Regions from separate parts of the Homo sapiens genome. Here region 1 is linked to region 2. Evidence: chromatin loops called from intact Hi-C (ENCODE). Cell type or tissue: heart right ventricle. All regions are shown on one strand. Links, peaks and the distances in the headings refer to the core of each region. The heading gives the core; the rest is flanking DNA. Region 1 holds the start of LOC101927296 (a long non-coding RNA gene). Region 2 overlaps LINC02005 (long intergenic non-protein coding RNA 2005).

The links. Peaks named below come from ENCODE experiments on the same cell type or tissue, not always from the same donor. Only the 100,000 strongest peaks of a DNase experiment are listed, where the experiment ranks them.
Region 1: a loop joins it to region 2, with 6 times the contacts of the local background. A loop is called at or near these places in 15 of 110 quality-filtered maps.

Annotation. Positions count from the first base shown.
Region 1 is chr3:73,514,885-73,531,001 of GRCh38, forward strand. All of the region lies in intron 3 of PDZRN3 (PDZ domain containing ring finger 3), which reads right to left. LOC101927296 (a long non-coding RNA gene) reads left to right here and starts at 6,438. Exons shown (of 2, transcript NR_121660.1): 1 at 6,438-6,759. In heart right ventricle, for the core only: no CTCF peak of the experiment used is centred there; DNase peaks (open chromatin) are centred at 6,254 and 6,506; H3K4me3 peaks cover 699 bases; H3K27ac peaks cover 5,056 bases.
Region 2 is chr3:73,841,515-73,857,631 of GRCh38, forward strand. The region is part of intron 2 of LINC02005 (long intergenic non-protein coding RNA 2005); the gene reads left to right. Among named protein-coding and RNA genes, the nearest start is that of LINC02005, 40 kb to the left of the region's middle. In heart right ventricle, for the core only: a CTCF peak has its summit at 6,840 (motif pointing left); no DNase peak of the experiment used is centred there.

The DNA of each region.
Region 1 (16,117 bases), core at 2,600-10,599, 330 kb before region 2:
GTACCGGAGATATTATCTATAAACCCATTTTACAGACGAGTAAACAAACTCAGCTAGATTACAAAGTGAGAAAGCGATGGAAGCCACATCTAAATCTAGCATACCTGATTGTAAAACAAAATCCCCCTATACTGTTTTCTAACATGAATAACCACTCCACCCCAGTACTTTACCCCTACAGATTCATTGGTGGTATAGAAACAAAGGACTCCAAGGACACAAAAGCCTAGGTGTCCTTTTCTGACTAGGTAATTGGGTGAGAGCCTCCTTTTCCACCAACAATCAGCCCTTTTTTTTTTTTTTTTTTTTTTGAGATGGAGTCTTGCTCTCACCCAGGCTGGAATGCAGTGGCGCGATCTCGGCTCACTGCAAGCTCCGCCTCCCAGGTTTACACCATTCTCCTGCCTCAGCCTCCGAAGTAGCTGGGACTACAGGCACCCGCTACCATGCCCAGCTAATTTTTTTGTATTTTTAATAGAGATGGGGTTTCACCATGTTAGCCAGGATGGTCTCGATCTCCTGACCTCGTGATCTGCCTGCCTCGGCCTCCCAAAGTGCTGGGATTACAGGCGTGAGCCACCACGCCCGGCCCAATCAGCCCTTCTTAAACACCTAGAAATAAATGTGCTTCTCTCCCAACTCCAAAAAGTTCCTATAAGGAAATGACCTCATCCACCCGTTACAGAATCTCTATTTCAAATTTAACTCCACCCAATATTTTTTAAAGATCGATTTCCACAGAAAAGCAGAGCCCAGGATATATCTAGATCATACTCTGGAAATCAGCTCTCAGCTCCATTTTTTCCTTTCCAAAAGCATAGCTCTGGACAATTATATTGCAGAGAGGAAATCAAGACTTAAAGCTAAATTTAGTTATCTATAACTGTTAGAACCATTTTCACATGGATTTCAATCAAATTTTAATTTAAGTAAATAATGCATGGGTGAAAAGTCCTTTTAAAAAGTACAAAATAAAAGCAGGACAAACCAGGCCTATGCACATACCTAAAACAACAGTCCCCAAAGTTTAACTACTGCTCATTTTTAATGTATCCTTTCAGATAAAAGCATATACCAGTATAGAGATCTCATTTTAAGAAATAACTTCTATAAATGCTTGCCACAAAGTTTGTAGATCTGTCTAACTGAGCGTTTGGAGCTCTACTTCATTCTTTTTAATAGGGCTTCCTGCCGTATAGATGTATTGTTATTTAACATTTATCTTGTTTCTAATTTGGGAGGAAGGGATATATTGTTGTGGTGGGTTTCCATTGCATAATGTTACAAGTAGCATTCTTGTGTGCATGTATGTGTGCCTGTATACATACATATCTTGGCACACTCTTTTGTGATTACATCCACAGTATAGATTATGGAATTTATAAGCCAGACAGAATGAACATTTTAATTTTAATAGATATTGCCAAAAGCTGCACCAATGTAAACTCTCACCAACAGTTTATGAGTGCTTATGTCAACACACCCATCAATGTTGCCTATTATCCAACTGTTACATCTCTGCCAACATCATTTGGTTGTGTATTTTCTTAATTATGAATGAAGTTGAGTACCTTTTCACATGTCTATTGATTATATTCTTATCTTGCTTTTCTATTGGGTAGTGTGTCTTTTTCCTTGACATGTAGAAACACGTTAAGAAAGGAGAAAATTAGCCCTTCATCTCCTCTTGCTAGTTTGTTATGTTTTTTGCCATACATAAGTTTTAAATTTTTATATAGTCAAATGACCAATCTTTTTCTTTATGGTTTCTGGGTAGGCTGGATAAAAAATAGATTTAGATTCAGACCTATAAATAGGCATCCATGAAAAATGTAAAAACAACCCTGGCCAAAATTATCCTCAAGTTCTGACATTTAAAACAAACACTCCAGAAAACGTTTACACTTGTTACAGGACACGGAGTCCTGGACACCTGCCCAAACCTTCTACAGATCCATTTATGGTCTTGGTCTGGTGCTGGCTGTGCTCATGTGCCTATGGAATGGGCTATGAGGAGCCTTTCGGGTCAAAGCAAACACTACACACAATGGAAAATGAGGACAAGTTGCTGTGCTCGGTTATCACAGCCATGCTGAAGTTTTGGTGGCCCCTCCTCAATCCCAGTAACCCAAATTCCATCACGAAAGGGAGAATACAAAGTGCTTATTTCACTTCCCATCTGGGGCATGTTGAAACAGTCCAAACATCTGAAAGGAGGTGTGTGTGTGCGTTTACCCTATCACAGGTGGCCACATGTGGAAGGATAGAAAGGTGATACAGTGGAAAGATCCACATTTAAATTCTGGATCCTCCATTTCCTAGCCCTGTGACTTTGGCTAACTTAGTTAACCTGTATAATTTATATGTGTGACTAACTTTTGGCAAGTTATAATACAATTCAGAACAAATCACAGTTTCTTTTAAATTTATAATCCTAGTTTGCCAAGGATTTTCCAAACAGGTCTTCTTTCTATGTGAAAAAAGCTATGCTGGTCATGTTTCTATGTGAAAGAGCTCTCAACAAAACATTGCATAATTATCGAGAGCTCTTTGGCACCTAAAATTTACTTATAGAAGAACAGATACTAGGTAAACAAAAGCCCTCAAAGTTAACGTCACAGCGAGGCTTAGGCCCCAAAGGATGCTAAGAGATTCTTTAAAAGGCTGAATGAAATGTACACAAGAGAATATTCTCAAAATGGCAGGGAGGAAACTACAGGATATTTGTAGAATCTATAGCAATGGCAATCAAAATATTCAGTATGCCATATAATTGAATCCATATCTGTAATTTACACATCTGCTTTGAAAATGGCTTCACATTTCACAAGCAAGACGATGTAGAGTTTCTGTAATGTATAATACTTTGGTAATATGTTTTGTGCACCAAAATATTTTCCAGCATCAAAATTATAAATGGTTAAGACAAAAACAGCTGACCTCACATGCACGACTAAAATAAGTTTCTTTGATGTGGGATACCATACAGATAGGGCAATTATAACTGTTATGTCTTTCAGGTCAAAGCAAAGAATACACATAACTGGAGATGAAAAGAGTATGGCCATCCTCAAAAAATTAAAAATAGAATTACCATATGATTCAGCAACTCCACTTGTGGGTATATACCCAAAAGAATGGAAAGCAGGGTCTTGAAGAGATATTTGGATGCCCACATTCATAGTGGTGTTATTCACAATAGCCAAAAGGTAGAAGCAACCCAAGTGTTCATTTAGTGGATGAATGGATAAACAAAATGTGATATACAATGCCATATTATTTAGCCTTAAAAAGAAAGGAAATTCTGATACATGCTATGACATGGAAGAATGTTGAGGACCTTACACTAAGTGAAATTAGCCAGTCATAAAAAGACAAATCCTGTATGATACCACCTATGTGGTATCTAGAGTAGTCAAATTCAAGAGGCAGGAAGGAGAATGGTGGTTGCCATGGGCTGGGGGAAGGAAAAATAGGTAATTATCGTTTAACAGATACAGTTTTGGTTTGAGATGATAAAAAAGTTCAGGAGATGGATAATGGTAAAGGTTGTACAATAACATGAATGCACTTAATGCCACTGAATTGTACACTTAAAAATGGTTAAGGTGGTACATTTTATGTTATTTATATTTTACCACAATAATTTTTTTAAAACTTAAAAAAAAAGACTGAGGTATACCTACTTTCTCAGTTTGCTTGGGCTGCTATAACATAATACCATAGTCTGGGTGGCTTATAAACAACAGACATTTATTTTCATAGTTCCAGAGGCTGAGAACTCCAAGATCAAGGCACTGGAAGATTTAGTGTCTAGTGAGGGCCTGCTTCCCAGTTCATAGATGTTGCCTTCCGTCTTCACATGGTGGAAAGGACTATGCAATTCTCTGGGGCCTCCTTTATAATCACTAATCCCATTCATGAAGGCAGAGGTGTCATGGCCTAATCACCTCCCCCAATCCCCACGTCCTAACACCATCACCGTGAAGATGGGGTTTCAACCCATGAATGTTGTGGGAGCACAAATATCCAGCCCATAGCACCTATGTAGTGAGGTTCCCTGAGGAGACAAGTGACGTACTTAAGATGAATCAGGTCTAATTGCAAAGTGGGTGCAGAGGGCAGAATGTGCTTGGAAGAGGTGCAGTGAGTTCAGGAAACTTCCCTCCACAGCCACAGCCCTCATGAGACCACCTCGAAGGGAGAGACCCCAACCTCACTTATCTACTTCACTCTGATCTCCTCCCACTGGCCACACCCACCTGGAAGCCAGGGAGCACTGGCTGATGGAGTCCCTTGGGCAGAAAGTAGGGTGGGAAAGAGTGGCTGTGAAGAGCAAGGAGACTGAGCAAAATCTATACACGCCAGCGTAAAGAGGAGGCCAGAGCATACAGCTGAATGAAAAACAGCAAGCTGTGGAACAGGAGGTTCAGTATGATGTGATTCATGGTAAGAGGAGGGGGAAATGCCAGCACGAAGGCTATTTTCTACCAGCAAACTCAGAATAGAGTCTAAAAGCGATATATACCAAACTGACAAGAGTGTTAACTTCTGGGGCAAAGATGAGAGAAAGAAGGAACTTTAGACTAATCTGTACTGTTTCAAGTTCTTCCACAAGGAATGTGTTTATGGGCTTCATGGAGAGTTCAATATTAATTTAAAAAGAGTAAGTGGGATCATTAATTGTTTCTATAAAATGGAGATACCCCCAGCTTTTGCAAAATTGGGTTAGGCAGCCCATGTCCAGGCATGTCCTGGAAGCCCTAAGTGAGTAAAGAGTCGTAACAGAAAAAACATCAAGTTACGTCAAGCTATGGCTATGCCAGTGGTTCTCAAAGTGTGTTCCCCAGAACAGTAGCATCACATCACCCGGGAATGTGATAGGAGGGCAGATTTTTATACCTGACCCCAGAACTACTGACTCAGAAACCTTGGGATTATCTACCAGGGAGAGGGTCATATGTGATGTGGTGGGACAGGAGTCTAAGGCCAAGCACTGCTAGACCTTACTGGCCAGAGCTGCCATAGACAGCAGTACAGGCTGTACAATGCTCCTGCAGCTGTAGGAGGTGTTATTCACATAGACTATGATGAGAATGGCGTTCCTTGGGGGTGGCGCACTGCAAAACCTGCATCCCATCCATACCTGTCAGCCCTTAAAGCAGGGGGGAACACAGAAGAGTTTTAAGCAGGCAGATGACATCATCAGGTTTGCATATGGAAAGACACCCCTGGCACTCTGCTTAGAGAAGAAAGAGGTAACAGAGAGCTATATCAAACTGCTTTGTCTCCTATATATCTTTGGGGCTGCTAATTAGCTATATCAAGAGTAAACTAGGCCAGGTGTGGTGGCTCACACCTGTAATACCAGCACTTTTGGGAGGCTGAGGTGGGAGGGCTGTTTGATCCCAGAAGTTCAAGAGGAGCCTGGGCAACATGGTGAGGCCTTGTCTCTATTAAAAATGAAAAAATAGCTGGGTGTGGTGGCGTGTGCCTGTGGTCCCAGCAACTTTGGAGGCTGAGGCAGGAGGAACGCTTGAGCCCGGGAAGCTAAGGCTGCAGTGAGCCGAGATCCCACCACTGCATGTTCCCGCCCAGCCAACAGAGCAAGACCCTGTGACAACGACAACAACAACAACAAGAGTGAACTAAAGTAAAAGACTCTTTGAATAGAATCCAAGTTGTCTTTACAGCCCAACCCTGAATCAAGGCCTCCAGATACTTGGGTCTCAATTAGCAGAGGGGCGGGAAAAGGAAAAAGGAGGACAATGAAAGACTCCCAGGTCCTACATTACATGCGTGTCTGTACACACACAAGCACACACACACAGAAAAAAATGAAAGCAGGGGTAGGGGGAGCAGGGGCAAGCAGGTGTTGATAAGGAAGAGGTGAGCCCCTTGGGGAGGTAGTTTGAGGAAGAAACCTGAAGCTAGGGGGCAGGTCTCACTGGCAATACTGATTCAAAAGCCATCAGCACCCAGATGGTAATACAACTACAAGCAAGGATAACATCACTCAAGGTGCGTGTAAACACTGGAAAATCAGTGGGCTGAGGCCAGAGCCCCGGAGAACCTCTACATTTAAGAACAGGAGCTAGTGAAGGAATGTGTTGCACATGGCTTGGAAGCTAGGCAGCTGGAAAAGGCCAGCAGGAATACAACCAAAGACTCTTGGCATGGCAGAGCCCAGGATTTAATTCAAGTGAGACGTGTCAGCAAGAGAAAAAGGAGGAGACAGGCACGGGGAAGTGCTGCCAATGTATGTTTTCCCTCAGGAGCACTGGGTTGCCGGTGGACTCGTTAAACGGGTTGTTGTGCGTGCCACTCCGTCAGCACCCCTCCTCTGCTCAGCCTGCAGAAAGACTTCACGCTCTGGACATCTTTACTGGGGCCAGTGCACAGCCCTCCAATTCCCCATTAACTCTCATTCTGAGGAGCTGAGATCAGCTGAGGAAAGCTTTGCCAAGCTTCAGAGGATCAAAATGTGCATTTGGGAGGGGTAGGCGGGCAGATGGCGCCAGATTAAAAAGATGCTGGGCTCGCTCGCTGCTCTGAGGTCTCTGAATTGCCTCCAGCACAGCAGTGTGCAATCAGGAACTCCATCACACGACCTAAAAACTTGTTGAGTCTCTCCAAAAAGACTTAGCCTGCTACAAGATACTGAGGGGGATTGAGATGCACTTCCAGAGGGCCTGAGATTCTAGAAGCCCAGCATCCACCAGATGCCTGCTGAAGTCGATGGCTGCTGCACACTCTGCTGTAAGTCTAAAGCATTTTGCATACTGCGTTGTAATTATTCTTCTTATTATTATTATTTTACCTCTTCCACCCTGCAACGCCTCTCCAAGTAGACTACAAAACCTCCAGAAAAACATTTGTTTTGTCTCTGTATCTTTCCTGCCCAAATTGGGGCTGTCATGCAGTAGCAGGCCCTCAGAAATGTTTGTTAAATACCTGTTGTCATGGGGAAGGACGAGTTGTAGAAGCAGTGGTTGCATGCACCTCTCCCTCTCTGTTTTGTCAAAGTTCTAAGACTTCAGTGTAGTGAGCAGGGTTGACAAACTACAGCCTGTGAGCCAAATCTGGCCCATGGGCTGTTTCTGTAAGGCTTATAAGCTTTTCAGTGGTTGAAATAATAATATTTTATGACATGTGAAAATTATATGAAATTCAAATTTCACTGTCCATAAATCAAGTTTTATTGAAACACAGCCACACCCATTCACTTTCATCTTGTCGACGGCCGCTTTCATGCCACGTCAGTAGTGCTGAGTAGTTCCGACAGAGACAGCATAACCCACAAAGTCTAAAATATTGACTCTCTGGCCCTTTAAAGAAGTATGCTGGCCCCTGATCGACAGTAACACTAAATGTGGAGATACACATGAGATAGACATCCAGATATGATCTTCCTCACAAGTGGAATTCTTTTTAATTTAACTTTTAGACTTTCCAGTTACTGACATAAAAATGAAAGACATTTTAACTTACCTTGGGGCCATAAGCATCAAAACATGCTAGTGCTATAAAGTGAGCAGGCTGTGTGCTCCTCAGAAGGGTCTGCATTTATCGCCATGCTATGACAATGTCTAACAAGTTACTTACATTCTAGGCCTTAGTCTCCTTGGCAGTAAAAGGGGCACAATGGTAAGACCTCAGAAATTTGATGTGAGAATCAAATACAGTGAGTTTTTACCTCTGAACCTGGTATCTGACCTCTTGGAAGCACCTGATAAATGGAACTGCAATAATTTTCCTCTTTGTTTTTGGAGGAATATTTCACTTTACAGAAGATTTGCTCTTGGCCTCCCAAAGTGCTGGGATTATAGGCATAAGCCACCATGCCTGGCCAAAACGAAGAGATATTTGAAAGAGAGAAACAATTCTCATTATTTAGAGATGACATAATTTGTTCTTCAATAGTTGTACCTAATATGAATTACTTGTATCAGTCTGCAGTTTTTATATTTTATGACAAAATTGGAATTACTACTCTAGGACATAATTGCTAACTATGAATTCACTCAAACCTCAATGATGTGTGTCTAAATGAAAAGTTATGATAGCACAGGATGTTCTAGCCAATGAAATATGACAAGAAAAACACAATAAAAGGAAGAGTTTTTTTTGTTTGTTTGTTTGTTTGTTTGTTTTTTGAGAAGAAGTCTCGCTCTGTCGCCCAGGCTGGAGTGCAGTGGCACAGTCTTGGCTCACTGCAACCTCCACCTCCCTGGTTGAAGTGATCCTCCTGCCTCGGCCTCCTGAGTAGCTGCTCAGGACTACAGGCATGCATCACCATGCCCAGCTAATTTTTGTACTTTTGGTAGAGACGGGATTTCACTATGTTGGCCAGACTGGTCTAAAATTCCTGACCTCAGGTGATCCACTCACCTTGGGCTCCCAAAGTGCTGGGATTATAGGCATAAGCCACCATACGGGGCCAAAAGGAAGAGATATTTGAAAGAGAGAAACAATTCTCATTATTTAGAGATTACATAATGGACTACCTTAAGAAACTTTAGAACAAATTATAATACCATTTATTTAAATAGTCACAAATTGCAATAGCTATATATATATATGTACACATTAATATATGTACATACATACAAATACACACATTTATGCATATAAAATATCAAACAACAAAAGCACTGTATAGGGATTCTTTGCAGGAAGAAAAAAACCCAAAGTTTTACTGAGGGTCATAAGGAATACTATGAAAAAATATTTACTACAGCACTTCAAATAAGTGAAAAATATGATCACAAAAACAGAACAGTTGGTTAAAGGTCCGAAGAAAAATATGGTGGCACAACTACAGGGATGGAATGGCTTCATAAGACAAGCATCAACCTCAGTGTTACACAGCAGGAGAGCACACAGCCCTCCCATTGCTCAGATGTCCTTGGCCACTGCTTTCTGGAAGCTGCACTCATTTAGGAATGAACAGATGCAACTGGCAGAAAGGAGGCAGAAGGCTTTTCAAAAAGCAGCAGGAAATGAACAAGTAGAGAACGCATTCACTGAGACCCTGGCAAAGGATCCAAAGCATTCTGTAAAAGGAGTTCAGAGCCTGGGAGTCAATTTATTGGATTTGCAAAAATCAGTAATGGATAGTTTCAGTGAAATGAAATATTTCTTACAAGTAGATATCACAGGGCATGCTTACACTTCCCCGGGACCTCTCCTTTCACAAGGCACTATATTCAGGGTATTTGGGAAACATTTGGACTAACAGGCTGACTTTTACTATTTAATATAGAATCCTGCAAAAAAGAAGGCATGGCAAGATACCATCATCCTTTTTAATAGTCAAGGCTGTAAACATATCAAAGAATTTTGGAGACCAGAAGACAATCTAGCTGCAAACTTAAAGTTGAGGCTTAATTTATGTAAAGCAAGAAAATACAAAACTCCTTTCTCTTAAAGATAGTCAAAGTAAGTCTTTAAAAAAGCTTAAAAACCACAGTGATGCATATTACCACCAGCTATCAAGGCAATCACAGGGAGATTTCAAGTTCCCTCTGAGTAACAAATTAGCCTCTCTGAACAGATCAAGTTCGGAAAAAACAGTGAACTCTGAAAGCACAGGCTTTGACTGCTGTGGGCCACTTATCACAGGCTGCCTGTACTGCAAGTGGCACGGTCAGGTGTGCCCTTGGAGATCAGAAAGCCTTTTTATTAAAAATGAAAGAGAATTTGGTTTTCTCTTGCTGCTTTGATGTGAGATCAACAATTTCTAATAAAAGAGATTTTTTTTTTCCTAGACGGGGCTACAGACCAGAAATCTATGTTTAAAAGGCTGTGTTTTCATTGGCAAGCTCCAGTTTAATTAATTTCGATTTATAAAGGAGTAGCAAAGGTTAGTGACATTGTTACCCAGGCATGCAAATTAAAAGTGAACATAATCCTAGTTTAAATTTTAGGAAAATATTCAGTGTGTCTCAGGAGGTGAAACATACCACAGAAGGGCAGGAGATCTATGATTTTCATATATATACGATCTTTCATCTTTCATATACATATGAAAATCACAGATCCGATTCATATATATGAAAATCATAGATCTGATTCATATATATGAAAATCACAGATATAAGAAATTATAAATTTATAATAAAATATATATGTATTTATATAAATAAAATTATATATATTATCTATATAATTTCTTTTTTAAATATTGCCTTCTATGCCAGAGTCAAAAGGTCTGGGTAGGTACTAGCAGAAAGGTTTTTCTTGAAATCTTTTCTGGTGGTTTCCATGATGTGGCCCTGTTAAAAGCAGAGCAAATAAATTAACATTCATTAATTTTATGCATAGCATGTTTCAGCATTTATAATAACTGCTTTTTTGAGGGCTTCCTTGCTCATAGTTATAATTTTGTTAAGTCATGTATCTATGTATACGTGTGTGTATATATATGCAGAGGAATGCCATGTTTTATGAACACATGTCAGTTTCTAAGGAATCAAGCCCCATAAAAGACCACTGAGGAAATATCTGGAGGCAGAACTTCAAAACTTCTCCTTCCTTCTGTTTTCCCACATTTGGGAGAAGGGAGAGGATTTGTGAAATGTGGCCACTTATAGGCATTCAAGCAAAGGCTGAATCCCTTTCATGTTCATAAATTTGAACATATGTAACAAAATAGAGAAGGCACTAAATCCGGAGAGAGAGCTGCAGAGTTCTTCTTCCAACTGATTGGGAATACGTTTTAAGCTCAAAGTATTCTTTACCAATAACCACATGCACTCATGATGAGCAGCTACTTTAGTTGAGCCCCTGGTATCCAGATTTTTCCCATGTCTAGGCTCACACATGGTGGTCCCCCTGCCAAGGCGAGGCATGCTGCTCCCTACTTGTTGCCTCCTGCATTTTCTGGGTCTCACCCCCTCAGCGAGGGCTTCCTGCATTCGCCAGTCTCACGTGGTTTTCCTTGCTTGTTTCTCTCATCTCACTCTGTCCCTTTCCTTCATGGCACTTAGCTGTGCATTGTCTTTATGTTTGCTTCGCTTCTGTCCTTTCCCCACTGGACTGTGAGCTTCCTGAGGGCAGGGACCCTCTGTGTCAGTAGATGGAGCCACACATTAGGATGTCATGGTGAAAACACAGGCTTTAGAGGTAGATTGTCGGCTCCCAATCTCAGCTCTGCTGTGCACGGACTACGTGATCTCGGCAAGTTACTGAACCTCTCTGGGCGGTAGTTTCTTCATCTTAAGTAGATGTAGGGTTAATATTACCTACCTCATGTTTTTTCTGTGCTTGAAATCAAAAGTGATGATGCAAGGAAAGCACTTAATACGCTCTCTGGTACATAATAAGCCCTTTGTAAAATGAGCACTATTATTATTCACCACTGTATATCTAATGCCATCCACAGCCTCAATACTAAAAGATGCTGAATAAGGAGTCATCAAATCAATTTACTTGTATATTCATAATTCAATCAGAGTATTCTCATACCAACCCATCAAGTATCCCCATACCCATTCCACAGATAAGGAACTAGAGAGCTGGAGACTTCTGTTTTCTAAGCCCCAGCCTTGCCAGCACCTCACCAGCATAAACTCAGAACATTATCTCCATTACATCTCTCCTGTCAGGTTTTCACATCAACTTTGCATCCAGGAGCAGTCAGAAACAAAGTACAATATATCTATGAAGAACAAATCTGTAGCCATGAAACAAAAGCTTATTCAATTATGAACTGAGGACATACAGACAGAGCAATGTGGAGAATGTGCATATTCTCTAGTCCTGTCCCATAAACTTTGTCTTAGTTGTTGTTGTTGTTGCTGTTGTTGTTATTGTTTTTTCCAGACAGTCTCAGTCTGTTGCGCAGGCTGGAGTGCAGTGGGGTGATCTCGACTCACTGCAACCTCCACTGCCTGGGCTCAAGCAAGTTTCCTGGCTCAGCCTCCCAAGTAGCTGGGACTATAGGCGTCTGCCACCATGCCCAGCTACTTTTTTTTTTTGAGTTGGAGTTTTGTTCTTGTCGCCCAGGGTGGAGTGCAATGGCATGATCTTGGCTCACTGCAACCTCCGCCTCCTGGGTTCAAGCGGCTCTCCTGCCTCAGCCTCCTGGGTAGCTGGGATTACAGGTGCTCATCACCACCCCCAGCTAATTTTTTTTATTTTTAGTAGGTGTTGCCATGCTGGCCAGGCTGGACTCAAACTCCTGACCTCAGTCCACCTGCCTTGGCCTCCCAAAGTGCTGGGATTACAGGCGTGAGTCACTGCACCTGGCTGAGTCTTAGTTTTTACCTTCTGTGAAATGGGGACAATATAACCTTCCTGATGCACAGTGGTAAGGATGAAAGGAGACAATATATGGAGAAGGCCTCATGCAGGGACTGGCATCAAGTAGGTGCTCAGTAAAAGGCAGCTTCCATTACTCACTTCCTATCCTCCGCATAGGATATGAACCAGTAAATGGTTTTTAAGGCCACAAGTTATACTTCATCCTAGATCTTATCAATTCAATATTGAAAATCCATTAGAAACGGATATCTTGCATTCATAGTAAAGGGCAGCTAGAATGCTGAGGTCCTCGAATGTGCAGTAGATATTAGGTTAGGCGATTCTTTCTAAAAGTTTCTAATTTCTCTTATGATAAAATATGAAGAATCAAAAATTCCATCTGTACTAGAATCTGACTGTCAGCCTCGCTATTTCCAATTCCTAAATCTAGGACATGAAAAAAAAAATCATACATTCTGAGCTGTTCTCAGAATTCTCAGGTCTATGAATAAAGTTGTTTCAGGGAAAGTGGCTGTCTTTCTTTGAGCTATTTAAAGTGGTCTAACTAATTACGAAAAGAATTTGCCCACTCCTAATAGTAGAAAGACTCATTTTCCAGAACTCTGGTTAATGTGGGCTCGGCATTGTTGAAAGAAGGACAAGAGGAATCCTAAATAATCACTTTTCATGTCATGTCCCAGACCACCCAGAAAGACCACTTGACCTAAAAACCAAAGGATGGAAATAAACCCCTATTTACTCGCATGAGGCAAAACACGAACTACAGAGAACTCTTATCCCACGATGAGCAGATGTTCATTGGCTCAACTCATGAGGTCTCTCTGTGCTGGCATAGCCAAAAGCCCACCGGCTTATGTCCACACACAATAAACCTGGACAAATCGCTCTTGCTGACACTCAGAAGTATGGAGGTCAAGGTCAAAAAGCAGTGGGCTCAGAGGTCAAGGGCTGCTCCCCCAGACTAAAGAGATTGAGGGCTGGATGGCTCCTTATTACTGACGTGGTTGCCTTGGATCTCTCCTCCTTAGACCTGCCTGGGATGCAGGTATTTTGAGCAGCTGGCTTTAAAAACCTTCCAACGCCCAGTCCTGCTTTAACTGGTGTGCCAGGAAGGCTGACTATCTGTTATAACCTTACCGAAGGCCAGGGGAAGCTTCCTAAGGAGTCTCGAGGCTACCAGTGTAGAGAAAAACATTTCAATGGGAAGAATGGCCAATGGAGGCAAGCAATCATCAATAAAGATTAGACAAATCACGCAATATACAGGGGAGCACTGTTAAAGTTAGAGTAATGTTACCAAAAGAAAACACGGCCCAGTTTTAGCCCAAGAGAGAGTCTTGGGGATAAACTGTCAAGAATAAACAACTGACTCAGAAAGAGAATGATCTTTTATATGCGATTACGAAGTAATAAGGATGATCTCAAATTCTGCTAATTTAAACACTAAATGCTATTCTTCACTCTATTTCCAGCTGGATTTCAATTATATTCACAGCCATGTTGTGAATATAATAGAGCCATGTTGTGAAGATCAAAAAAAGTAACAAAACGAACCATTTTTAAAGGATGGTGAAACAGCATGAACTAGATTGCGGGACTGGATATTGGTAAAGAATTTCTTGTTGTACACAATCTGGCATTGAGGTCTGTGCATCAATGCTTTTTGGAGTGGAGGAAGAAGGGGAATGGCAAGGTAAAGTGGACACATTTAGTCCTAAGAATCTTTTGTGGGAAACACACACACACACACACACACACACACACACGCACATGCACACACAGAGCAAACCTTCTAAACAAAAAAATCACTAACCCAAAGGTTAGTGGGGATAAAACTTGCTGATCACCCTGTTTTCCAAAATCACTCTGACAAGGTTAAAGTATACTTACAGATATTTCAGGGGTTTTTGTTTTGTGTCTCTGTGGCTAGGGCTGTGGAGCAAGGATTTGGAACCGGGGTCCATGTGGGCAAATAAAAAGTAAGCACCTCTGCTGGAAAAAATCTTACGGTCTGTCTTTCTACATAAAGGTTTTGTTGATTATCTTCTAAACACGGACTAAGAAATCTCAAGAGCTTGGTGGTCTAGCTTCTTGTTTAGTAGCTGTGGGGAAAGAGACCGTGCAAGTGTTTGGTGCCGGCACCCTTGCCACTGGCCATGTGCTTGTCCCAAGGCATTAAGACAAAACTGTACCAAGCCAGGGCAAACAAACACCTGCCTCTATCCAGGGCTGCAAACAGGTGACCTGAGGTTTCTCTGCTACATGTTCTTCACTGCCCACAGTCCCCACCCCTCCCCCTATGGCTCTGTACCCCTGCTACAGTGAGAACGTTTGCACTGCCACCTTTGGGACTCCTTCTGCCTCACTGCACTCTAGTATGGCTCAGATCATCCATTTCTAATTCAAGCCAGCAAGTACTGGCTTTCTATTATCCGCAAAGCACTTTGTTAAGCAAAAGGGCTGTGGGAGGGTGGGACAAAGAAATCACAGAAACAGTAAAATAAAGCTGGTTATCAAGGTGATGCCAAGGGGCTGGATAGAAAGATAAGAAATCTGTTTCAAAGTGCCTGTGTCCAACTACATCATCTTGATTGACTTACTCATTAATTCCCTCAAACAAACCAAAAACAAACATCAGCCAGGCTGGGTTGAGTCTAGGTTCTGCCACTTCATTAAATGCTCTATATTAGGCAAGTCATTTAATCTCACTATGCCTCAGGTTCATCATCTATAAATAGGAGAGAGTAACAGTCCCTTCCTTATAGGATGGTTGTAAAAATTATATGCATTAATGCACAGCAAGCCCTCAGAACAGTACCGGGCAAGTGTAAGCATTCCATAAATGTTAGCTGTCACCATCATCATCATCATTATTAGCATGATTTTACTTCTTACCCATTCATGTAATCATAATTTCTTAAACTCTGATAACCATTACGAAAGCCCAGTGCAAAGCCACAGAACAAAAATTCCCATCGCACTCTGGGGGTCAAATTTTGGCCTCACCACAGTGGTTCTGTTGATCTGAATTCTCTGTCAGCCTGAAGTTAACGCTGGAATGCTGGAACAATGACCACAAAGATGTCTAGAGAGGTCTGGTTCTTTTACTGAGCACAGTGTAGACACTTTTTATGACTTAACACTCTTGCAATAAAAATTAAGTGGTTACATAAGACCACTACCAAATGACAAAACCACGATTATGTACTGGCTCCCTACAAAATCCTTCACAGAAATGGACATTAGTTGAGAACTTAACATGAATAACCACAGTATCAATGACAACATATTCAAGTTTTTATGAAAACCAAGGCAATTCTTGGCGCTTTGAGAATTTTTTTTTAAATCAAAGTAACCATTAAAGTGATCTTGTAAAAAGTCCTGGTTTACCTGGTTATGCTAAATCTGGGTCAAATATAAGAACAAAACCGTAAATGGCATTCATAGCTGAATATAGTCTCTTAAATTGTGATGAGAACAATGCAGATCAAATGTTTTTTGTTTATTTTTTAAAGTAAATTTAAACCAGAAATTTTGGATTTATTTCTTAGAGAGAAAATCAGGAAAATCTTTGGTTTCTATTCATTTCTTATGTACCTCAAAATTTAATCAATCAAAACTTTGAATTTTAAGAAAGAGATGTCATTAATTCGTTCAATGGACCAGCATATTGACAACTCTTCTGTTACTTTGTTGTGACAAATTTAGCAGGTTATGAAGATCAGATAAGGGATAAAGCTCTGAAGAAAACCAGATAAATGGAAAAGGTTATTACTTGACTATAATTTCTAATTATCTTTACTTTATCAAGAGTGCTGGCCAGGCGTGGTGGCTCACGCCTGTAATCCCA
Region 2 (16,117 bases), core at 2,792-10,791:
ATGAAGCTCTTTAAAAAACAGCAATGTGTCTTAACTGTTCTAAATTCTTCCTTCTCAGTAGTTTGTCTACAGTGAGGTCTAAATATCTGTTCTCATTGTTGCCTTTTGTCAATTGGAAGCTCATTTGAATGTTTTTCAGTTTTCCTTCTTATTTTCTTTTCCATAAGATTAAACTGAAATAGACTGATGGATCTCACCTCATCCTGGATTTCTTACATTTCTAGGTTTCTTTACAGTTTTTAAGGATGATGTGCTATATCCCAGATGCAGTGCCTAAAACCAGATATCATATTGAGTGATTTGCTGCATTTCTTATTGGCTTGTGTAAATATACCAGTGGGCACCAGAGGAGTCATTATTGTCAATCACATCAGGGATCCAAGCATGGAGGAGTCTGAGAATGCAATTATGTAGCAAATAATTCCATCCAGTGGAGAGGGCTAATGATACAAGAACAGAACTGCAGACAGGGATCTGTGTTTTTGTAAATGAATAAATAATATTATGTTTCCAAAAATGACCGGTCAAATTTAGCTCCGTGGAGAAACTGATCACGGTAATGTACAGACATGTCAAGACATCTCTTCTTCTTTCCTCAATATCTTTAGGAATGAGAAATTAGGAAAGAGGTTGGTCATTCAAACTAGCTTTTTCTTCTCTAGCCAATTAGAACTGTTCAGCTGGGGGAGGCTAAGGAAGAAGGATCGTTATAATTGTGCCACTGCACACCAGCCTGGGCAACCCTCTCTCTAAAAAAAAAAAAAGAAGAAGAAGAAGAAGAAGAAGAAGAAGAAAATATCTAGCTGGGTTTGGGTTAATGGCCTGTAAGGAGTAGATCAGTATTTCAGGAGACTGCTGGTCTGGCAAACATTTAAAGCAAAGACTTCTTTTTTTTTTTTTTTTTCTAATTATACTTTAAGTTCTAGGATACCTGTGCACAACGTGCAGTTTTGTTACATATGTATACATGTGCCATGTTGGTTTGCTGCACCCATTAACTCGTCATTTACATTAGGTATTTCTCCTAATGCTATCCCTCTCCCTGCCCCCAACCCCATGACAGTCCCCCGTGTTTGATGTTCCCTGCCCTGTGTCCAAGTGTTCTCAATGTTCAATGCCAATCTATGAGTGAAAACATGCAGTGTTTGGTTTTCTGTCCTTGTGATAATTTGCTCAGAATGACGGTGTCCAGCTTCATCCATGACCCTGCAAAGGACATGAACTCATCCTTTTTTTATGGCTGCATAGTATTCCATGGTGTATATGTGCCACATTTTCTTAATCCAGTGTATCATTGATGGACATTTGGGTTGGTTCCCAGTCTTTGCTATTGTGAATAGCACCGCAATAAACACACATGTGCATGTGCCTTTATAGTAGCATGATTTATAATCCTTTGGGTATATACCCAGTAATGGGATCGCTGGGTCAAATGGTATTTCTAGTTCTAGATCCTTGAGGAATTGCCACACTGTCTTCCACAGTGGTTGAACTAGTTTACAGTCCCACCAACAGTGTCAAAGTGTTCCTATTTCTCCACATCCTCTCCAGCACCTGTTGTTTCCTGACTTTTTAATGATTGCCATTCTAACTGGTGTGAGATGGTATCTCATTGTGGTTTTGATTTGCATTTCTCTGATGACCAGTGATGATGAGCATTATTTTCATGTGTCTGTTGGCTGCATAAATGTCTTCTTTTGAGAAGTGTCTGTTCATATCCTTTGCCCACTTTTTGATGCGGTTTTTTCTTGTAAATTTGTTTAAGTTCTTTGTAGATTCTGGATATTAGCGCTTTGTCAGATGAGTAGATTGCAAAAATTTTCTCCCATTCTGTAAGTTGCCTGTTCACTCTGATGGTAGTTTCTTTTGTTGTGCAGAAGCTCTTTAGTTTAATTAGATCCCATTAGTCTATTTTGGCTTTTGTTGCCATTGCTTTTGGTGTTTTAGACATGAAGTCCTTGCCCATGCCTATGTCCGGAATGGTATTGCCTAGGTTTTCTTCTAGGGTTTTTATGGTTTTAGGTCTAACATTTAAGTCTTTAATCCATCTTGAATTAATTTTTGTATAAGGTGTAAGGAAGGGATCCAGTTTCAGCTTTCTACATATGGCTAGCCAGTTTTCCCAGTACCATTTATTAAATAGGGAATCCTTTCCCCATTGCTTGTTTTTGTCAGATTTGTCAAAGATCAGATGGTTGTAGATGTGCGGTGTTATTTCTGAGGCCTCTGTTCTGTTCCATTGGTCTATATCTCTGTTTTGGTACCAGTACCATGCTGTTTTGGTTACTGTAGCCTTGTAATATAGTTTGAAGTCAGGTAGCGTGATGCCTCCAGCTTTGTTCTTTTTGCTTAGGATTGTCTTGGCAATGGGGGCTCTTTTTTGGTGCCATATGAACTTTAAAGTAGTTTTTTCCAGTTCTGTGAAGTAAGTCATTGGTAGCTTGATGGGGATGGCACTGAATCTATAAATTACCTTGGGCAGTATGGCCATTTTCATGATATTGATTCTTCCTATCCGTGAGCATGGAATGTTCTTCCATTTGTTTGTGTCCTCTTTTATTTCATTGAGCAATGGTTTGTAGTTCTCCTTGAAGAGGTCCTTCACATCCCTTGTAAGTTGCATTCCTAGGTATTTTATTCTCAAAGGAAAGACTTCTTTGTTGATAGAAATTCTAATATGAGATGAAAAAAACCCTCCATGTAAACAGAAACTCATAATTCCTTCATGTAGCCAGTATGACATGTTCCTCTCATATACAGGATGGCAATCTGCAGGGATGTCTTCAGCATCTTCAAGGCCTAGGTATTTGGCCATGCTATGAAAATAATTATACTAGCTATTTTTGAAAGCATCTACTGTAGTCTAGGTTTCTTAGATATATATTTTGTTTAATTCTCAAACATCCCTGACACTAATGACAGTAGCAGGAGCAGCTTTGAAAAAGATCACTCCCTTTTACTGAATGTTTATGACATGCCAGACACTGCACTAAGGATGTAATTTAAAACACTCTCAAGGTGAGATATCCATTTTTCGGAGGAGAATGTATTGGAATCCCATCATTAATCTATTTCACTGATGTGAATTTGATGACAGTCCTTTGGCAAAAAGAGAAAGGGAGAAAGAAGCTGAAGGAATAAGGGAGAAAAAAAATGATGTTCCAAATTTGTTCTATGTTCTACATAAAGATCTTGTGTCCAGGAGTTGGTGTGAAGAAGAGGTAGACCTGTTATTTATTCTGCCCCTAATCGCCACCACTTTGTTCCTCTCACTGGGTGAAAAACAAATCACACTGGGGTGAGAACAAGTTAAGTATTCAAAGATGCATTTATCTTCCCTCCCAACACACACACACACACACACACACACACACACACACACACACTCCTTAAAAGCAAGAAGTCTTCATTTACAATGGAAGAAGCAGAAATTTCTCAATGCTGGGCAACCGAAATTATTTTCCTTTTTCAAGAGTAATTTTAAGTATCACTGATTTTTGCTTTATGTTTTTACATTAAAATTTACCATCCACCACCCTTACTCTCCTAGCATAAAGATGGTACACCACTCACTGTACTGAGTTTCAGGGTTTTGATGCCCAAGATTAGAAAGTGACTAGTGGCATTAAGACCCTATCTGAAATCCACCGACTGACGTAAAACCAATTCCATTCTAAGAGGACTCAACTAACAGGCTGGTTATATGGATTGAATGAACTTATGTGTAGGGTTGGTGCACATGTACTGAGAACTCTATAAATCTTAGCTTTTATTATTGTTACAGTGTGGATTGATTCCCTAGGGCTGCTGTAATATGAAATCTTCCTTTGGTGGCACCATAGTTGTGGACAATGTGAAGGCAGGAGTTCTCCAACTTATTGCTCAACCTCAGAGCTTGTTAAAAGGCTTATACCCAGGTTCACATGCAGAGATTCTGATTCAGTAGGTCTGGGCCTGAGTTTTCTTTTTTAAAAACAACAAGAACAACAAACCAAGCACTTAGGTGAAGTAGGCACTTGGAGTAAAATGGCTTCACTAGCTTGGCATGGTGGCTCTCGCCTGCAATCCTAGCACTTTGGGAAGCTGAAGCTAGAGGATTGCTTGAGGCCAGGAGTTCGAGACCAGTCTGGACAACATAGCAAGACCTTATCTCTTAAATTGAAAAAACAAACAAACAAGTAATGGCTACACTTTGAGGAACATGAAATTAAAGGAAGACTCCAGAAGAAAATTCCTTAAGTTAAAAAAATTGGCAGGGCAAGGTGGCTCACACCTGTAATCCTAGAACTTTGGGAGGCTGAGATGAAAGTTTTGCTTGAGGTCAGGAGTTTGAGACCAGCCTGGTCAACATAGCAAGACCCTATCTAATAAACAAATATTAAAAAGAAAAGTAACTCTTTTCACCTAAGAAATATAAAATTGTAACTTTGAATATGCTCCTTCAAACTATAATTGCATCACCTCCCCATGGAGATTCTGATTTTTCTTCTCCACATCGTGGGGACTGTGTTCGGTTTGACAATTTCTGTGCTCCAATGTTATCTTGCTAATAGACCTAAAACAAAATTTCTTCCTAACAATCTTAATGACTGTGCCATTAAGACAATGTTACTAAGAAAACATTCCTTCTGAATTTGTTAAATCCTCCTTCATTAAAAAGTTATGAACCTACTCATTAAACAAAGGAGGAATGTCTCTTCACCTTTTATTTCCTATAGTACACCAAAAGGTTTTAAAGGTAGTGGCTGGACGGATGTTTAGAGTCAGGGCAATTGCAGTTGGAGTCTCTTAACTGCCCTTTAGTAGTTGTGTGACCTGGGGCAAGTTACCTAACCTTTCTAGACCTCAGTTTCTTGGTTTATAGAATATGGATTCTAAGAGGACTCAACTAATAGATTGGTTATGTGGATTGAACAAACTTATGTGTTGGGTTGGCACGCATGTACTGAGAGCTCCATAAATCTTAGCTTTTATTATTACAGTGTGGATTGATTCCCTAGGGCTGCTGTAACAAATTGCCATGAACTGTGTGACTTACAAGAACAGAAATTAATTATCTCAAAGTTTTGTGGCCAGAAGTCCAAAAGTCAAGGTGTCAGCAGGGCCATACTCTCTCTCAAGGCTTTAGAGGAGAATCATTCCTTGCCTCTTCCAGTTTCTTTTTCTTTTCTTTTTTTTTTTTGAAATGGAGTCTTGCTCTGTCACCCAGGCTGGAGTACAGTGATATGATCTTGGCTTACTGCAGCCTCCACCTCCCAGGTTTAAGCTATTCTCCTGCTTCAGCCTCCCGAGTAGCTGGGACTACATGTGAGTACCACCACACCAGGCTAATTTTTGTAATTTTAGTAGAGTTGGGGTTTCGCCATGTTGGCCAGTCTGGTCTTGAACTCCTGATCTCAAGTGATCCTCCCACGTCGGCCTCCCAAAGTGCTGGGATTACAGACATGAGCCGCTGTGCCTGGCCACTTCCAGTTTTCGATAGCTCCAGACTTTCCTCAGTGTTTGGCTGCCTAACTCCAGTCTCTGCCTGTGTTTTAAAATTGCCTTCTCTTCTCTCTGTGATTGTCTTCTCTGTATGTCTTCTTAATGACACTTGTCATTGGATTTAGCACCTGCTGGGATAATCCAGGATGATCTAATCTTGAGATCCTTAATTTAATTACGTCTGCAAAGATTCATTTTCCAAATAAGGTTGCATTAACAGGTTCTGGAGATTAGGATGTGAACATACCATTTTTGGGGTTTAAACCCAAAAGTATCTGAGTCAGATCTCAATCATTTAGAGGTTTATTTTGCCAAGGTTAAGAACATGCCCAGAAAAAAAAAGAAATACACAATCACAGAAGCAGTCTGTGGTCCGTTCCTTTTTCCAAAGATGATTTTGAGGGCTTCAATATTTAAAGGGGAAAAGCAGGCTGGAGGGGAAAGGGGGAGGGTATGGTCATATTACTGAATCTACATGTTGTAAGAGAAAAGGAGCAGAATAGTCAATCGTGTATTTGACTCATGTTCAGTAAATCATCACTTTACATAAAGATAAAGTGAACCTAGAGCAGCTCGCTGTGGAGATATCTTACCTTTCGTCTGTAACTATCTGCTTAGGAACAAAAGGAAAGGCAGTTTCTTGCAGGACTCAGCTTTCAGCTTAGTTTTTTTTTTCCTTTTGGGGTTCTGAGATTTTCTTTTACAAGGTCCACCATTCAACTCACTAAACAGAATATGTTTATAATAATTTGTATGTGTGTGTGTTTACAAATTACTTTTATATACATTGCCTCATTTAAAATTTTAATTCTTACAACATTCTTGCAAAGGAGGAATATGATGATTACACGAACACCAGTAATCCAACAAACAATATGAAAACTACTATGAGAGATGGAGAGGAGGAAGAAGGCACGAGATTGCTTCCTATAAAGGGATGTTAAGCAAAAGCTTTATGAAACAACTAAAAGCCTACATGTAACAGGACTTGAAGAATGAGTAGAATTTTGAGCCTTAGATTTCTTTTTTATTTAACCGGAATATTAACATTATAGGCTTGCCACGAGCATTAAGCCACAGAACTCATGTAAAACACTTAATACATAGCTTTGCATATAGTGTTTAATACTTATTTTTCATAAGCACTATTAAATATTGCTTTTTCAATACCTACCAAATACATGATGCAAATTATAACATTCCTTTTCTTGTATAGAATATTATATCCATTATACTTTAAAATGTTTCCTTCTCTTTTTAAAAATAACAGTGATTTTGGTAAATCTTTCTGAAAGTTATCAATCATTTTACGAGAAAAATTTAAAAAGTCATTTATGCTAGAATATTCTGCCACCTACAGGTAACCAGGGCTGCTACAATTCTCACAATACCTCGTTGCTTTTGCCAATGTTAAGTAGACGCAGGGGCATCTACTTAGACTGTAGCAGGGCTCAATAAATACTTGTTGCTTTGTTAATATATTATTGTCAGCACCTGTTAGTCAAAGTGCTTCTTTAGACATGAAAAGATATTCATGCTTTACCCTCATGCTCCTGATTATTGAAATTTCAGAAAAAGCACAAATTTTTCAGCTTTTAATAGATCATTTGATCATATAACTTAATGGTTTTCAAAGTGTTATTCCTGGATCAGTAGCAATGCCTGGGACCTTTTTAGAAATGCAAATAGTTGGACCTCCTAGAATTGCAAATCAAAAGCTCTGGGGGTGGGGTCCAGAACGCTGTGGTTTAATAGGCTGGCCAGGTGGTTCTGATGTATCCTAAAGCTTGAGAACCATTGATCTGGATGTTGGAAGTGGGGGCTTCTATAGAGCAGGTGAATGGGGGATAAGGTGAATCCTGCATGCTTACAGTAGTGTAGGGAGAAGGAGGAACCAGTGAGAAAAGCCTAGCCCAACTGCACAGCTTCATAAATTAGCAAATCAAAAATATTTCATTTGGGTAAACATATACTTTATGTGTTGGCAACACTATGACTTGGCTACTTCTTTCTTCCAGCTAGAGAATTATGGTTTTTTTCTATCAAGACTTTAAGGGAAATGTTGGCTTAGATTGTTTTCTACTTTCTCTTACATTAAAATCATTTATGAGATTAAGCTAAATCTCTTAGGTAACTAAAATTTTACTCACACGCATAGCTAGAACCCAAACTGCAAACCTTTTAGAGTTCAAGAGACATTATTCCACCTTACCTCATTTAAAATCTATAAAGCAGTATAACAAAAGTAGGTCATTATTATTACCAAATATCTTAATGCACAGGATGGGAGAATATTCTTATTTGCAAATATGGATTTGAAATCAAGGCATGTCCTCCTTTAAGTATGCCAAGATCTCAGGATTTGTTTTATGGTACAAAATAACATATCAGGGCTTTTAAATCTCTTTGGCTAAGAAGCATCATGGAGAGGGTAGAAATGCAGTACCAATATGAACAGCTAGTGAAAAACATGACCTGGGTTGTGACAGGGAAAAGAAAATGGAGCATCACAAGAACATTTCTCCCACTTAGCAACAACTGCTGTGAGGCTAAGGGCAAGAGAACTCAACCTAGCAACACTTACTTGTTTCCTCCTAAGAAAGCCTGGAGACCTGTGAATGAAGTCAGAATTTCATCTTCACCCTTGACTTGCTGTCTGAAGGACTCCAGCACATTGCTTAAGCTCCCTAAACCTCAGTTTTCACTGTAAGACGTGGATAACAACACACTCTACTGCAAGAGGCGGTAGTGAGAGTTTAATAAGGAACCGGTTCTCAAACTCGGCTGTATATTGGAATTACCTGGGGATCTTTAGCAACTACTGTCATGAGGTAATCCAGGCAAAAAAGCGCTTAGGATAATGCTTATCCTGTAAGAAGAGTGAGACCTGCAGTAGCAGTTATTATTGCTGCATGTAAGGTAATAGGTTAAATGGTTGTTGCAAGCCAGGGTGCACAGTAAAGTTACCTGGAAAACACTGATACGCAGGCCCCCACTTGAGGCATTCTGATGTGCCTGATGTGGAATGGGGACCTGAGCGTTTGCTCAAAGTCTCTAGGTGACTGATGTGGAGCCAAGGCAGAGAACAGAATTTTGTGCTATTTATTGAAAGATGAATAAAATAAGGGTCTTCCCCTTAACGTGTCTATAATCTTATAAGACAAAACAAGATGAACTGTAATCACAGTATCCTAAGATTTGAGCACTTAACTATGCGCTGGATCTATGCTAAACACATAAATATGGATTACATCTCTGTATGACAATACCATAAGATGGGTACTACTATTGTTAGTAGCAAAAAATTGTTAATATCTCCATTACTTTTTTTTTTAACTTTTAAGTTTGGGGGTTCACGTGCAGGTTTGTTACATAGGTAAACTTGTGTCATGGGGGTTTGTTGTACAGATTATTTCACCACCCAGGTATTAAGTCTAGTTATTTTTCCTGATCCTCTCCCTCCTCCCACCCTTCACCCTCCAAAAGGCCCCAGTGTGTGTTGTTACCCTCAGTGTGTTCGTGAGTTCTCATCATTTAGCTTCCACTTATAAGTGAGAACATGTGGTATTTGGTTTTCTTTTCCTGTGTTAGTCTTCTGAGGATATTGACCTCCAGCTCCATCTATGTCCCTGCAAAGGACATGACCTTATTCTTTTTTTATGGCTGCATGGTATTCCATGGTATATATGTACCACATTTTCTTTATTCAGTACATCATTGATGGACATTTAGGTTGATTGCATGCCTTTGCTATTGTAAATAGCACTGCAATTCCGGCACTTTCTAAGAAGCCAAGAATTTCCTTGTTTTATGAAAATGGAAGATGACTTCAGGATTGTAAGCATGAATGTAGGATCACAGACAGAGTGAAATTTTCTGCATAATCAAAGTGGATACATCTACGATGTCTGAAGAGACCAAGAGAGAAAAAAATCAGAACTGGGGGAGTGGTTAAAGTGCTGAGGAGGTGGGGTGGGAGAGGTAGAGGGAAGAATTTGAAGATGATATAAATACTTGTTTAAGTAAAAGAGGTGTTTACTTAAAAGCATGAGCTTCTACACTGCATGGTATAACTAGATTTCTTATAGAAACCAACTTGTGAACTAAGCACAACTGATGGAGAGATTAAGCAGTCACCTGCTGAGAACAAGGGTTACAGCTCAAACCTGGGTGACATGCTCATTAACGAGGTGAGGGAGCTGAGGTTTAACAGGTTAAATAAATTGCCCTGAGTTAAGAGCTAGCTAATGGTAAAGCTGATGCCCAGGACTAAAATCTTATCTATTTCACCCTGTCAGGTAGATTGTGGCCAGAGGTGTATTCAAGTGTTAAGGATAATAGTCATCTCTCTGGGGGAATTAGGAAGGACTTGAAAAGGAAGACATTTGAGAATGGAGCATGATGGGCTTTGGACAAGACAGGGTAGGAGAGAGCAGTCTGCTTTGAGATAGTGATTGGGCAAAGAAAGACTCCAGGAGGGGAAGTATGATAGGGAAGGGAAGTATGATAGGAAGGTGATGTTTTGGTTGAGGCAACGTGAAATCCTCTGGGGCTGAAAGCTAGAATGAATGTCAGAAGATGCTGTGAAATTAGGGGGGAAAGGGAGGCTTGGACCAGATTGTAGAGCTCTGCATTTTTAGAAGCTTGGATTTAATTTGAGGGACAGTAGGGAACAACTGTAGACTGTAGACTTTTGAGCAGGGAAATGACACAATAAGGGAAATAACCGCATTTTAAAAATATGCCTAGCAGCAATGAGTTTTCTTGCTAAAAATAAAACCATACAATTTTTGGACTGAAAAGGACTTTAGAGCTTATTTGTCTATCAGTTTCAAGCTAGTGGCCTGTGGGCTAGACCCAGCCCAAAGGTGTGTTTTCTTTGGTTTGGTCCCATGATGTGTCTTATCTGTTCTTATCTCTTTCAACCTTTATCTGAAACATGCACTACCTAATTTGTAGTTTGTACTCCTGATGTATTCATTGAGCTTCGTGAAATGGCCAGGTAGAGCTAGAGACAAGAAGAACCCTTTACCAAATAAATTTAGCAGTTCTGACCAAAGGAAACCGGTTATTGGGTGTTTTGGGGCCATGTGTGGTGGCTCACACCTGCAGGCACTTTTGGAGGCCAAGGTGGGAGGATTGCTTGAGCCCAGGAGTTCAAGGCCAGCCTGGGCAACAAAGTGAGACAAAAATTATTCGGGAATGGTGGCGAATGCCTGTACTCCCAACTATTCTAGAGGCTGAGATGGGAGAATCACTTGAGCCTAGGAGGCTTAAGGCTGCAGTGAGCACCAAGATCATGCCACTGGACTCCAGCCTGGGTGACAGAGTGAGACCATGTCTCTAAAAAAAAAAAAAGAAAGAAAGAAAAAAGAAAAAGAAAAAGCTGTTATAGGGTGTTTTTCATCTGATCCCAGTCACATTTCAAAAGCCATCTTTAAAAAAAAAAATCATGAATCCTGTATAACTGTGGTCCATGAGAACTCCTAATTCAAGAACGTGCATTTCAACCCAGCATCATCTTAAAAGCCAGAGGATTCAAGTCTTAGAAATTGACCATATGTCTTTTGAACAGACCTCTGGTCATTCTTTGTGGATAATGCATTTTTTTAAACAGTATAATGCACAGATTCCCCATGCCAGTTTGTAATTATGCCAGTTAATACCAGCAAGTTCTCATTTCCCATGAAAGAGCTATCATTCTCCACACAAATTTCCCATGTTTATGAAGACGTAAAGCATGAAGAATTAGCATAAATATAATGAAATACTTTTTCTTTTGGTTGCCTCCTTTCCTGAGTCCTTGCCACACCTTGTCCTCTTCCTGTTCTTAAATAAGCCACAGACTAATTGGCCAGAATTTGTACATATCCCTTCATTTCAGAGCACAAAGTTCTTTGAAGGGGGGCAGAATAATAGTTCACGTTTTTAAACTGAAGGCATATTCTTAATGATTTTTCCATGGTCAGGGATTGAAAGCCCACAACTTAGTTACCCATGTGGAGCAAAGTGAAAAAAAAAAAAGTTTTATATCAGGTTTCTCAGTTTAGGCACCGTTATTATTTTGGGTCAGCCTACCCTTTGTTGTGAGGTCCTGTGCATTGTAGGATGTTTAACCCCATTTCTATTTTCTATCCATTAGTTGCCAGCAGGATCAACACCCAGTCATGACAACCAAAAATATCTCTAGTCATTGCCTAATGCCCCCTGGGGGGCAACATCTCCCTGGATTGAAAATCACTGCTTTATATCAACCTTAATTTTGCTTTTGAACTTTTTGCTCCAAACTCTGTAGACAGCACAGTGGATAGAAATGAAAAATTCAACTGTAAGTGAATTAAAGTAATAAAATCAGACATGTTCCTTTTCTTAATTAAAAGTTTAAGAGCATTAAAATAAACTTTAAAAGTTGTAAGTAGATGAGAAAATTTATTAGAAGGTTCTCTAAATATTCAGAGGAACCAAAAGGAAAAAGGGAGGGTAAAGAGAATATTTTGGAATTTGGAAATGGTGTCCCTCTCTAAAGAAATTAATGGCTTTTTTAAATGTTACTTTGCAATATGGGGCATGTGAGTAATAGCATGCATTTTCTTCCTTGCCTAGAGTAATTACAGGAGAACATCGAAACATTAAATCTAGAAAAAGTTTCAAAGCTTCATGTAGGAACTGGTAACTAATAAGATGCAAAAAAGAAAACATAAAAGTGACAAAAGATTGTATATTTTTTTAAAAATAAAATAATTTTGGGGATAAGCAAAAAATTAATCTCCAAATTCTTGTGGCTATTAAAGGGAAGACACAGACGGAATTAACTTAGGTTCTCATTTGCTGTGTTTCATCATGTTTTAATGAATAGTAGTTGTATTTTGAACATATATTATAATTTTTATATAATAGTTGTCTATACATGTAGGCTAGAGTGGTATTAAAATGAATGATTATGAAATCAAGATACTACCTCATTGACACAATCATAGAAAACACCTTGTCTAGCAGTTCTTAACCCTGGTTGTGGATTTCAAATGCCTGAAGAGCTTTTTAATGATACAGGTTTGAAAAATACAGATGTCCAGACTCTACTGACAATTCTGATTTAACTGGTCTCGGGGAGGCTGCAGCACTATTATTTTTTAAATAGTTGTCAGGTGATGCTAACATGCACCCAAGTTAAGAACCACTGGTCTCATCCATGGGTTGCAAACCTAAATGGTTACAGGGAGCAGGAAATTAATGCAAATTAATTAGGTGATCTTTGTATAAGAACTTTTGGAGACTGTGGTGAACTGGAGAGTAGATGCCCTGTTTAAAAGCTTTCTGCTGCTCAGTTATAGCCATATGGAAATGCTCTCCTGAGTTTTGTTAGAAACCAGGCATATAGGTATTTTAGAGAAATTTCTCAATTTTGGGGGAATTTCTCCAATTTCCAAATAAACCACATCGGTAGTCGGCCAGTTTGCAATCCTAAAGTCAGGCCAACTTATTTATTTCACCAATGAAGGAACTGAGAACCAGAAATTACACAACTGTCCATGATGATGTACTTAGTGGCAAAATAGAGATTGGACCCACAGCCTCTCTCTCATTATGGTGTTTTGGCTTTTTTCTTCAACTATCGCACGTTGCTGTGCTACAACTGTTCATGTTAATAAAAATGTCTTTTGGGCACTGCCAGTTTGCTAAGTGAAACACACATGTCATCTGTTTTAAACCTCTCAGGGAATTTGTGGACTAGCCACCAATATCCACATTTTACAAATGAGGAAAATGAGGTTAAGAGACATTGACCCACAGTGGTCCAGTGGAGCACAGCACTGAATTAAAGTTTACCAGATGGCAAAGCTTGTGCTGTTAACTCTTTGTTCCCTGTTCTCCTGGAAGTTTCTTTCCATATTGTGTGAGGAGTCTCTCTTGATTCCATTTGGAAGATATATACATAGCCCTAATTTTTGAGGCACAACTCAAGATCCAGCCACATGATAGTCCTCCTGTACTGTACTCATCTGTGGTATTTATGATTGAAGTTGACCCTGCTTGAGGCCTGAGGTCAGCTCTTCACCAGGTCTGCTGGAAGCCCAGGAGAAATGACAGTCCTAATGAAATGCATTCTGAGTAAGACCCTGACAGTCTTGCTATGGCCATGCACATTTGGCATTTTCAGAAGAGATGGATTAATTTAAAAGTAAACATTGGCTTCCTTGTCTCTCCCTGGATTCTCAGCCTGTGCACAAACACACCATGAAGACAGGTCTGCTTTGCAATGGAAAATAATGTGTTTACGAAAAATGAGGAAAAAAGATGAAAAAGGATTACCATTAAAAGCTCATCAGAATCAATGCATATTTTTGCATAACTGACTGGGCATTTACTTTCTCTTCTTTCTGACCTCAAGCCAACATTATTCCAAGGACTGACAATCCCCAAATGTACAAATATCCTTTAGATTTTCACAAAATTTGGGAGGAGAATCTGAAAAATTCCTAAGCATGAGTGTTCGAATTATAAACAGAAACTGAGAGTTCATTTGTTTGCTATCTAGACCCTGCTCTGCAGAGCACTTTGCTAAGGGCTAAGAAGTTGACACTTCAGGGCATCACGTGACCGGATCCCAAGGAACTTACTGTGAATTGGAAAGGCAGTATATATTGAATGATAAAGCAATAGTCATCACAATTGTTGCTGTGAATTCAGAATTGCTATTGTTTAAGTGTTGTTTTTATTTTATCAGAAATCTAGTATAGTTATAGAAAAGATTAGGAAATAGGGATAAAAAGCCAGAAAATTCTCCATCTGTCGTCTGTCTACTTCCAGAAATACCTACCATTATCATTTGGGCATGCCCTTTCTATCTTTTTTACACACATGTAAGAGACTTTCTTTCTTTTTTTAACCCAAGTGGGGTCCTACAGTGAATGGTGTTTTATAACTTGCCTTGTTTTCCCATTAGCATGGTGTAAAGAATTGTAAAGGAGCAGCAGAGGAGCTCCAGCTGCTTCCTTGCCTGAGGCTAGATCACAGGGAGAAAGCTGAGCAGTAGCCACTTTGGGTTAGAGTTGTATGTATTCAAAGTACACATGTGCATGGGGATGAAAGTAGAGCTGTGGTTATGGGGCAGGGAGCCTGGCCCTGGAGATGACAGAATGGAGCAGTAACCATCAAATTACCGCCTCCTTGCTTGGACTAAACTTACCATTATACCTTGGAATACAAATTCCAATTCAATCAATAACTGACATCTAAGTTGACAAACAGTAGCCAATCTGACTACTATTTACCTTTATGTTAATTATCATAGACATTTCTTAGGTAAACAGTTATGTGGTGACTTCCTTCAGTGTGTTGATCATTTACAGATGTATCCACCCATTCGCCCATCCATCACCATGTTCAACAGTCACTTACTGAGCATTCATAATATGGCAGGCACTGGGGAGATTACAGAGAACAAGAGGTGGTCCTTGGTCTTAAGAAGCCTGTATCCCACTATGAGAGAGAGACAAGGCAGCAATGATATGAAATGATTGGAGTCATTTTAGAAGAGGAACTGGCTGCTATGGGAGAACAAAGGCAGGAAGCTAAAACAGACTTACGAATCTGGGAAGCCTTCATGGGAGAAGAAAAGATACCAAAGTGTGATTAAAAGGGATTTTATCAATGATTTTTTTGTTCAGACATACAAAATATTTTAAAGGGACACTAGTGTAGTGGTTAGAAGCAAGGACTTCAGGATCAGATGCAAATTCAGATCATGTGCTTGAATAGGTGAAATCTCACATCTTTACTGAATCATGCCTCTAAGTTTATTTTGCAAATTTGTAATAGGACATTATCCTTGTCCTCCATCAGACTGAGGTGGTCTGAAGTATGCTCTGTGTATAATTTCCCTTCAGTTCCTTTTTACTGTCATTGTCCCAGCATACTCAATATTGACTCTAGCTTCAGGTTCCTGGGCTGTCTCATTGTGCTTGCTCTGGACACAACTTCAATGCACTTGCTGTAATCTATCTTTCTTTCTTTCTTTTCTTTCTTTCTTTCTTTCTTTCTTTCTTTCTTTCTTTCTTTCTTTCTTTCTTTCTTTCTCTCTTTTCTTTCTTTCTTTCTTTCTTTCTTTCTTTCTTTCTTTCTTTCCTTCTTTCTTTCTTTCTCTCTCTCTCTCTTCCTCCCTCCCTCCTTTCTCCTTCCTTCCTTCCTTCCTTCCTTCCTTCCTTCCTTCCTTCCTTCCTTCCTTCCTTTCTTTCTTTCTTGATGGAGTTTCTCATTTTCACCCAGGCTGGAGTGAAGTGGCATGATCTTGGCTCACTACAACCTCCACCCCCCTGGGTTCAAGCGATTCTCCTGCTTCAGCCTCCTGAGTAGCTGGGATTATAGGCGCCGGCCACCATGCCTGGCTAATTTTTGTATTTTTAGTAGAGACAGGGTTTTGTCATGTTGGCCAGGCTGGTCTTGAACTCCTGACCTCAGGTGATCCACCCGCCTCGGCCTCCCAAAATGCTAGGATTACAGGCATGAACCACCGTGAATGGCCTGTAATTTCTTTTCAATACTACACTGCCTGCTGTAGTCACTAAATGAATATGCATGGACAGATAGGTGGTTGGAAAAAATAGAGTTGAAAGTAAGGACATCCTATGTCAGT